Linked DNA regions of Homo sapiens: region 2 is linked to region 1. Evidence: chromatin contacts called from ENCODE Hi-C or POLR2A ChIA-PET data. All regions are on one chromosome and are shown on one strand. Each heading gives the region's core, a stretch centred on a gene start or an enhancer-like site at or near the end of the contact. The rest is flanking DNA. Distances are from core to core; before and after follow the strand shown.

Evidence for each region. A loop is a pair of places that touch in the nucleus more often than their neighbours do. ChIA-PET counts read pairs that join two places held with the same protein, here RNA polymerase II (POLR2A). Pooled maps may share reads with other maps.
Region 2: a loop to region 1 is called in a pooled map, with 3 times the contacts of the local background. The contact joins two enhancer-like sites. A Hi-C loop is called at or near these places in 1 of 168 maps with a recorded cell type or tissue (K562) and 3 of 50 pooled maps. POLR2A ChIA-PET finds 5 or more read pairs at or near these places in 3 of 52 experiments (MCF 10A, SK-N-SH and naive thymus-derived CD8-positive, alpha-beta T cell).

Annotation. Positions count from the first base shown.
Region 1 is chr11:44,679,719-44,682,720 of GRCh38, reverse strand. No RefSeq gene overlaps it. Among named protein-coding and RNA genes, the nearest start is that of LINC02704, 20 kb to the left of the region's middle. Within about 2 kb of position 1,605, at least 5 of the 41 ENCODE cell types and tissues checked have a DNase peak (open chromatin) inside an H3K27ac peak, as active enhancers do.
Region 2 is chr11:44,610,231-44,613,232 of GRCh38, reverse strand. The region is part of intron 6 of CD82 (CD82 molecule); the gene reads right to left. Among named protein-coding and RNA genes, the nearest start is that of CD82-AS1, 6.4 kb to the right of the region's middle. RefSeq lists silencers at 998-1,047, 1,118-1,197. Within about 2 kb of position 1,417, at least 8 of the 41 ENCODE cell types and tissues checked have a DNase peak (open chromatin) inside an H3K27ac peak, as active enhancers do.

The DNA of each region.
Region 1 (3,002 bases), core at 356-2,855:
AGTGGTAGGTGAGATGAGATAATGCAAGAAAGCAATTAGCACAGTGACTGATGCAAAGTAAGCTTTCCATAAATAGTGGCTATAACTGTTTGTAGTATAATTGCTATTGTTATTAAGCCTGTGGCTTTTTGAACAAGGGATGTGCAGAGTGAGGGAGGGATGACTAAATGAACAGATGATGGATGAATGGATAATGAGTGAAAGGATGAGAATATGGATGGGTGATAAAGGGAGAAGGATGGATGATTAATAGAGGCTGGATGGATAGTCTTAGAATGGATAAATGGAAGGATGGAAGGATGGGTGGATGGGTGGATGTATGGATGGATAAATGGATAGATGGATAGATGATGGATGAATGGGTGGATGGATGGATGATGGATAGATAGGTGGGTAGGTGAATGGGTACATAATGGATAGTTGGATGTGTGAGTGATGGATTGATGAATGAAGGGTCCATCTTTTCCTTTCATAAGTAAGGATAGAAGAAAGGAGGCAAGAGGTTGACAGGAAGACCAAAGGTCTTGGTGGCTAGAGACAAGAGTCAAAGGCTACTTGTTATCCCAGCCTTCTACCATAGCCCAGATCTCAACTAGGTCTCATAACTTAGTCTCCGAGTGACTGTTCCTAGGCCGACTTGAGGTTATGCCTCTGGAATAAGAAGAGATTGGCTGTGGAATAGCTGAAGGAGCAAATGTAGGGCTATAAATCTGCCCTTGGCCGAGAGGCTTTCTTAGAATTCACTGTGAAGTTCACTGACCATGAAGTTGCTTCTTGGGGGAAGGGAAGCCCTAAGCTCTCCTCCACTGGCAAGGAAGAGTGAGTCATTATGGTGACCTGAAGGTTGCAGAAGCAAACACCACATTGCTGCCCAGCTGGCCCTAGCTGCAGGTCCTGAGGGGCCTTTTCAGACACATCCAGGAGAGGTCTCAGGGAATGATCCCCAACCAGCCACCCAAGTGGGATTATAGGGGGAGTGAAGAGCAGGGCAAGCCCCTGGGAGGGAGCTTGGAGGGGTCCCAGAATCCTGGAGCACCAGCACCAGCAGAGACTCAGGGATCCTCCAGGCCACCCCACCCATGGGGCAGATGGAGACACAGAGGCAAGAGAGGGTGGTGGCTTCCCCAGGTGCCCTGCAGGTCAATCAAGGGTGGAGTCGGCGCTTGAATGCAGGTCCCAGGCTGTGGGGTCTCTCCAGTCCTCACTGTTAGCTATTCCTTGGCTGTGGGGTGAAACCACCCAGACTCTCCAGGAAACCCTGAGGCTTCTCAGGCAGGGCGTGGCTAGAAGCAGTTTCCTGGGGGCTGGTTTATATTCCGACACTGGTGTGTCTTTCACCACAGCCCCTGTAATGTTCCAGGAGTCACTCTCCAGGATTCTTGGATGCTGAGAAACCCTCCCAGGCCCTGAGGCCGATAAAAGAGTGTTGGATCAAGTCCCTCTCTGCTGCGTGGAGCCCACGGTGATTATCTCTGGGACTCTGACTTGAAGAAGCCAGGAAGACAGAACAGTGGCTTTTCAGGAGCTGCAGGTCAGGCCCTGCCCAGTGGAAACAGCCACACCTGAGAAACCCACATCCTTTTGCTGGGGAGCCAGAGTGCCTGGGCGGGGTGTCCTGACTCCTCCCCTTACTAGCATGGCCTTCAGGGAGGTACCTCCTCTCTTTCTGCATTTCATGGCTGAAGAGAGGGGGATGGGGGCGAGGGATGCCAAGAAAGGGTGGCCTGAGAGAAAAGAGGAAACTTAGGAATGCATTTGGGCCTGTTTACTGAAGGCCTGTTTACTCTGCTCCTTGCACCCAAATCCCACTGAAAACAATAACGAATTTGGGGGGAAAAAATAGAGCAAGACCTCCTTTTTTTTTTTCTTTTTTTTTGAGAGAAGTCACCCAGGCTGGAGTGCCATGGCACGATCTTGGCTCACTGCAATCTCTACCTCCTGGGTTCAAGTGATTCTCCTGCCTCAGCCTCCCTAGTAGCTGGGACTACAGGTACCTGCCACCACACCCAGCTAATTTTTGTATTTTTAGTAGAGATGGGGTTTCACCATGTTGGCCAGGCTGGTCTCTAACTCCTGTACTCAGGTGATCTGCCCACCTAGGCCTCCCAAAGTGCTGAGATTACAGGTGCCATTTTTTATTAAACCAGAAAGTATACATGCTGCTAAATGCCACAAATATGAAGAGGGCACAGAGAGACGAGGAGGAAGCCAGTCTCCCTACAGACAGCACCACTGGGAGGCCTCCTCTGTGGATGATAGGGTCTGGGGGCAGCTCAGGCTGCAGGGTCATGAGAAACATCCTTCTGTAGACCCAGTTCAATAGCACAGGACAGTGGGGGGCGAGACGGGACGTGCTGACCGTCCATGTCTCCTGCCTGGCACCCAACTCCTCCCAGCACCAGGAGACTGCTGGGGCGAAGTAGAGGAAGGAGGACGTTTGAAGGCCTTTGCTGAGTCTTGGCAAACCTCAGTGCTGAAGTGGGAGGTGATGTATGTCCAAGGAATAACAATAAAGGATTTGGAAAGAGCATGTCTGCTGGAAACAAACCCTAGTCACTTTCTGGGTTGCATACCTCTCTCTTCAATATCATCCTGCAACAAATGACTGGCTGTGTTCTAAGGTGAATGATAATCACAAAGGAACCAAAAAGGGACTAAAGAAAACAAAAAGGCAATAGAGGTAAGGAACGTAAGCAAAGACCACAAGAACTGACGTCAGGAGAGGACTTATTAAACAAACAAAAAACACAGAGGGAGAGTCAGACACACAGTGCTCCAGGTACTCAAAGAGATTGCACACGACCCAACCTCCTTAATGAGCTAAAAGATGTCAAGGTTTCCATAAAGCACTTATGAGGCAACAGACAGAAAGACACCAGCTCTCAGGAAAGAAATAGAAGCAAAAAATAAAGACACTTTGAAATTAAAAAGACATATGGGCTGGGTGCAGTGGCTGATGCCTGTAATCCCAACAATTTGGGAGGCCAAGGTGGGCAGATTAC
Region 2 (3,002 bases), core at 168-2,667, 69 kb after region 1:
CATGGTTGGACTGGTCAAGGCAGTGGGGGCGAGGGACCCTAGAAGGCAGGGATGCCAAGGAGAAGGCCACACACCTTCCCACCTCGGTTCCTGAGAAGGAAGAATTGGGAGAAATGAGACAGGTACTTCCAGGTGGGGTTTCAGAGCCTGACTCCCAGGGAACCCTGTTGGTGGAGCTTCCAGCAGCTCCCCATGGGCAGTCCTTGAATGAACGCTGTGCTCAGAGAACCCATATCCTGCAGATGGACCTGCAGCCCTGGCTCCTCACCCAGCTCCCTTGGTTAAATTAATGCTGGGGCTGGCCATGGTGGCTCACGTATGTAATTCCAGCACTTTGGGAGGCCAAGGTGGGCAGATTACGAGCTCAGGAGATCGAGACCATCCTGGCTAACATGGTGAAACTCCATCTCTACTAAAAAAAAATACCAAAAATTAGCTGGGTGTGAATGGCAGGTGCCTGTAGTCCCAGCTACTCGCGAGACTGAGACAGAAGAATCGCTTGAACCCGAGAGGTGGAGGTTGCAGTGAGCCGAGATCACGCCACTGCACTCCAGCCTGGGCGACAGAGCCAGACTCCATCTCAAAAAAAAAAAAAAAAAAAAAAAAAAATTAATGCTGGGAAACCAGCCTCTGATGACGCTCCCTGCCCTTCTCTCAATAAAGCTCTCAGCATGATATTTAAAAAAAAAAAAAAAAAGCCCTTATACAGAGTTCTGCAATTTACAAAGCTTTCCTGTCAGTAATTAATCCCAACACTAATAGTGGCTAACTTTTATCAAATGTTTGTTATGTACCTGGTGCTGTGGTAAGCACTTTAAATGTATTATCTCAACTGAATCTTCACAGCAGACCTATGGCCTAGGTATTCACCCCATTCCCTCATTATAGAGATGCAGAAAACAAACCCAGAGAGGTTAATTAACTTGCCCAAAGTCACACAGCCAACATGCGGAAGAAGTGAGGTTTGCACACAGGCTTGGCTGATTTCAGAACCCAGGTTTTTACCTATTAAGCTTTATTGGCATTTAAACCACACGGCTATACCCAGTTTTAACCAGGGCCCAGAAAAGCTAAGTGGTTTGCCTGAGTCACATAGCTGGGGCTGTCTGCCAGGTGATCTGACATCTCGGGTCCACCTCTCAACCCCAGTGGGTGGGTGATCCCCACGGTGTGGAAAGGAGGGGCTCTCTAGAAGCATCTGTGCGGAAAGCTGCCTCTCCCACATCCTTCCCCACCCACCCAGCTTCCTCACAACATGTTGCACTGAGGCTCTGTTTAAACCCCAGCGTGGTTGTCACAGCAGCCTGGACTTCCCTGTTTCTCTCCCAGCCTCCCTGAAATGAGAAGGTGATGGAAGCTGGGTGGTTTCCACCTAGATGGGTGGTTTCCATGGAAACACCACAACATCTTTCAGTCCAGAATGTGGTTGAGGGACACACCTGGGCCACGGGGACCATGGCCACAGGGGCTGGTTCAGCTTGGAGCTGATGCTCAGGAGGCCTGTGCTGGGAGTGCAGGGAGGTCACCCTGGCAACCAGGTAGCTACTGAGACAAAAAGGACAGGGAGGTAGCAGGAGAAGACATTCATGAGCTCCCTCCATCCCCCCAGGGACCGCTCCATTGTTTCTGCCTGCCCTGCAGAAACCCACTCCTTGGATGTAACCACCCTTCTATTTCTCCATGGAGCTGAGGAGGCCCCACTCCCTCGATGCCAGAAGCAGGCAAAAGACCTGGGCTGCCACTCAGTGCCATCCACATCACAGGCACGGCGAGTGGTTCAGAGATGGGCTTGAGACCCATGCTCACATACCCGGCCCTCTTTCCATCAATGTGGTAGGATGAGGACCTGGGCTACCCTCAGGCTCCACTGGGGACAGCCTGCCCGAGAAGGGAGCCAACAGAGGAGGGTAGGGCTGAAGGGTGAATAGGGACAGCAGCAGCCTTTGGGATCCAGCTGAGCCTTCTGCTGGCTCTGGCTACTTTCAGTTGAGTCACTGTCACATGCCATAAAGAGTCCTGCCCAGGGCCAGCTGCATAATTTACACCTAGTGCAAAGCAAAAATGCAGGGCCCCTTGTTTAAAAATTATTAAGAATTTCAGCTGGGCGTGGTGGCTCACACGTGTAATCCCAACACTTTGGGAGGCCGAAATGGGCAGATCACTTGAGGTCAGGAGTTCGAGTTCAGTCTGGCCAACATGGTGAAACCCCATCTCTACTAAAAACACAAAAATTAGCTGGGCCTGGTGGTGTGTGCCTGTAGTCCCAGCTACTTGGGAGGCTGAGGCAGGAGGATCACCTGAGCCCAGAAAGTGGAGGTTGCAGTGGGCCGAGATCATCCCACTGCACTCCAGCCTGGGCAACAGAGCAAGACTCTATCTCAAAAAGAAAAGAAAAAAAAAAGAATTTCAATACAGCAACAGCAGATTATCCTGTGTGACTGCATAGGTTGAATGCCGAGGAAGCCAGCCCTGTCTTCCCTGTCTCCCTCCTCCCCATTTCTCAGAAGAGAAAAATGAGGCTCAGAGTTGGAGCAACTTCCCAAGATCACATAGATAGAAAGCAGCAGAGACATGACCAGACCTTGATCTGTGCAGCTCCAGGGACCCGGGATCTTAGCCTCGGCAAGCTGCCCAGGGCCTCCCCATGACCCTGCTGTCCTCTGCATGGCTCTACTCACGTCCCACCCAAATGCTGAGCTTTGACTTCTCTTTTAGTGTGAATTTTCACAGAGTCAGAGTTAGGAGAGACCTTTGCGTCCAGCAAATCATCCAAATGTAAGAGTCATGCTTTTTTAGGCTCTGCTTAAATGCTCCCTGCGATGGGGAAGTCAGTACCTCACACAATAGCATGTTGCGGAGTTGAGAGGCTCTGATACAATTTAAGTTCTGCTCAAATGACTTCTACCCACTTGTATTAGTTCACATCCTCCTCCTCTCTCAGCTACCCAAGTCCCAGCTAGGACCACAGGAACAAATCAAATCCCTCTCTCGAAGGACACATG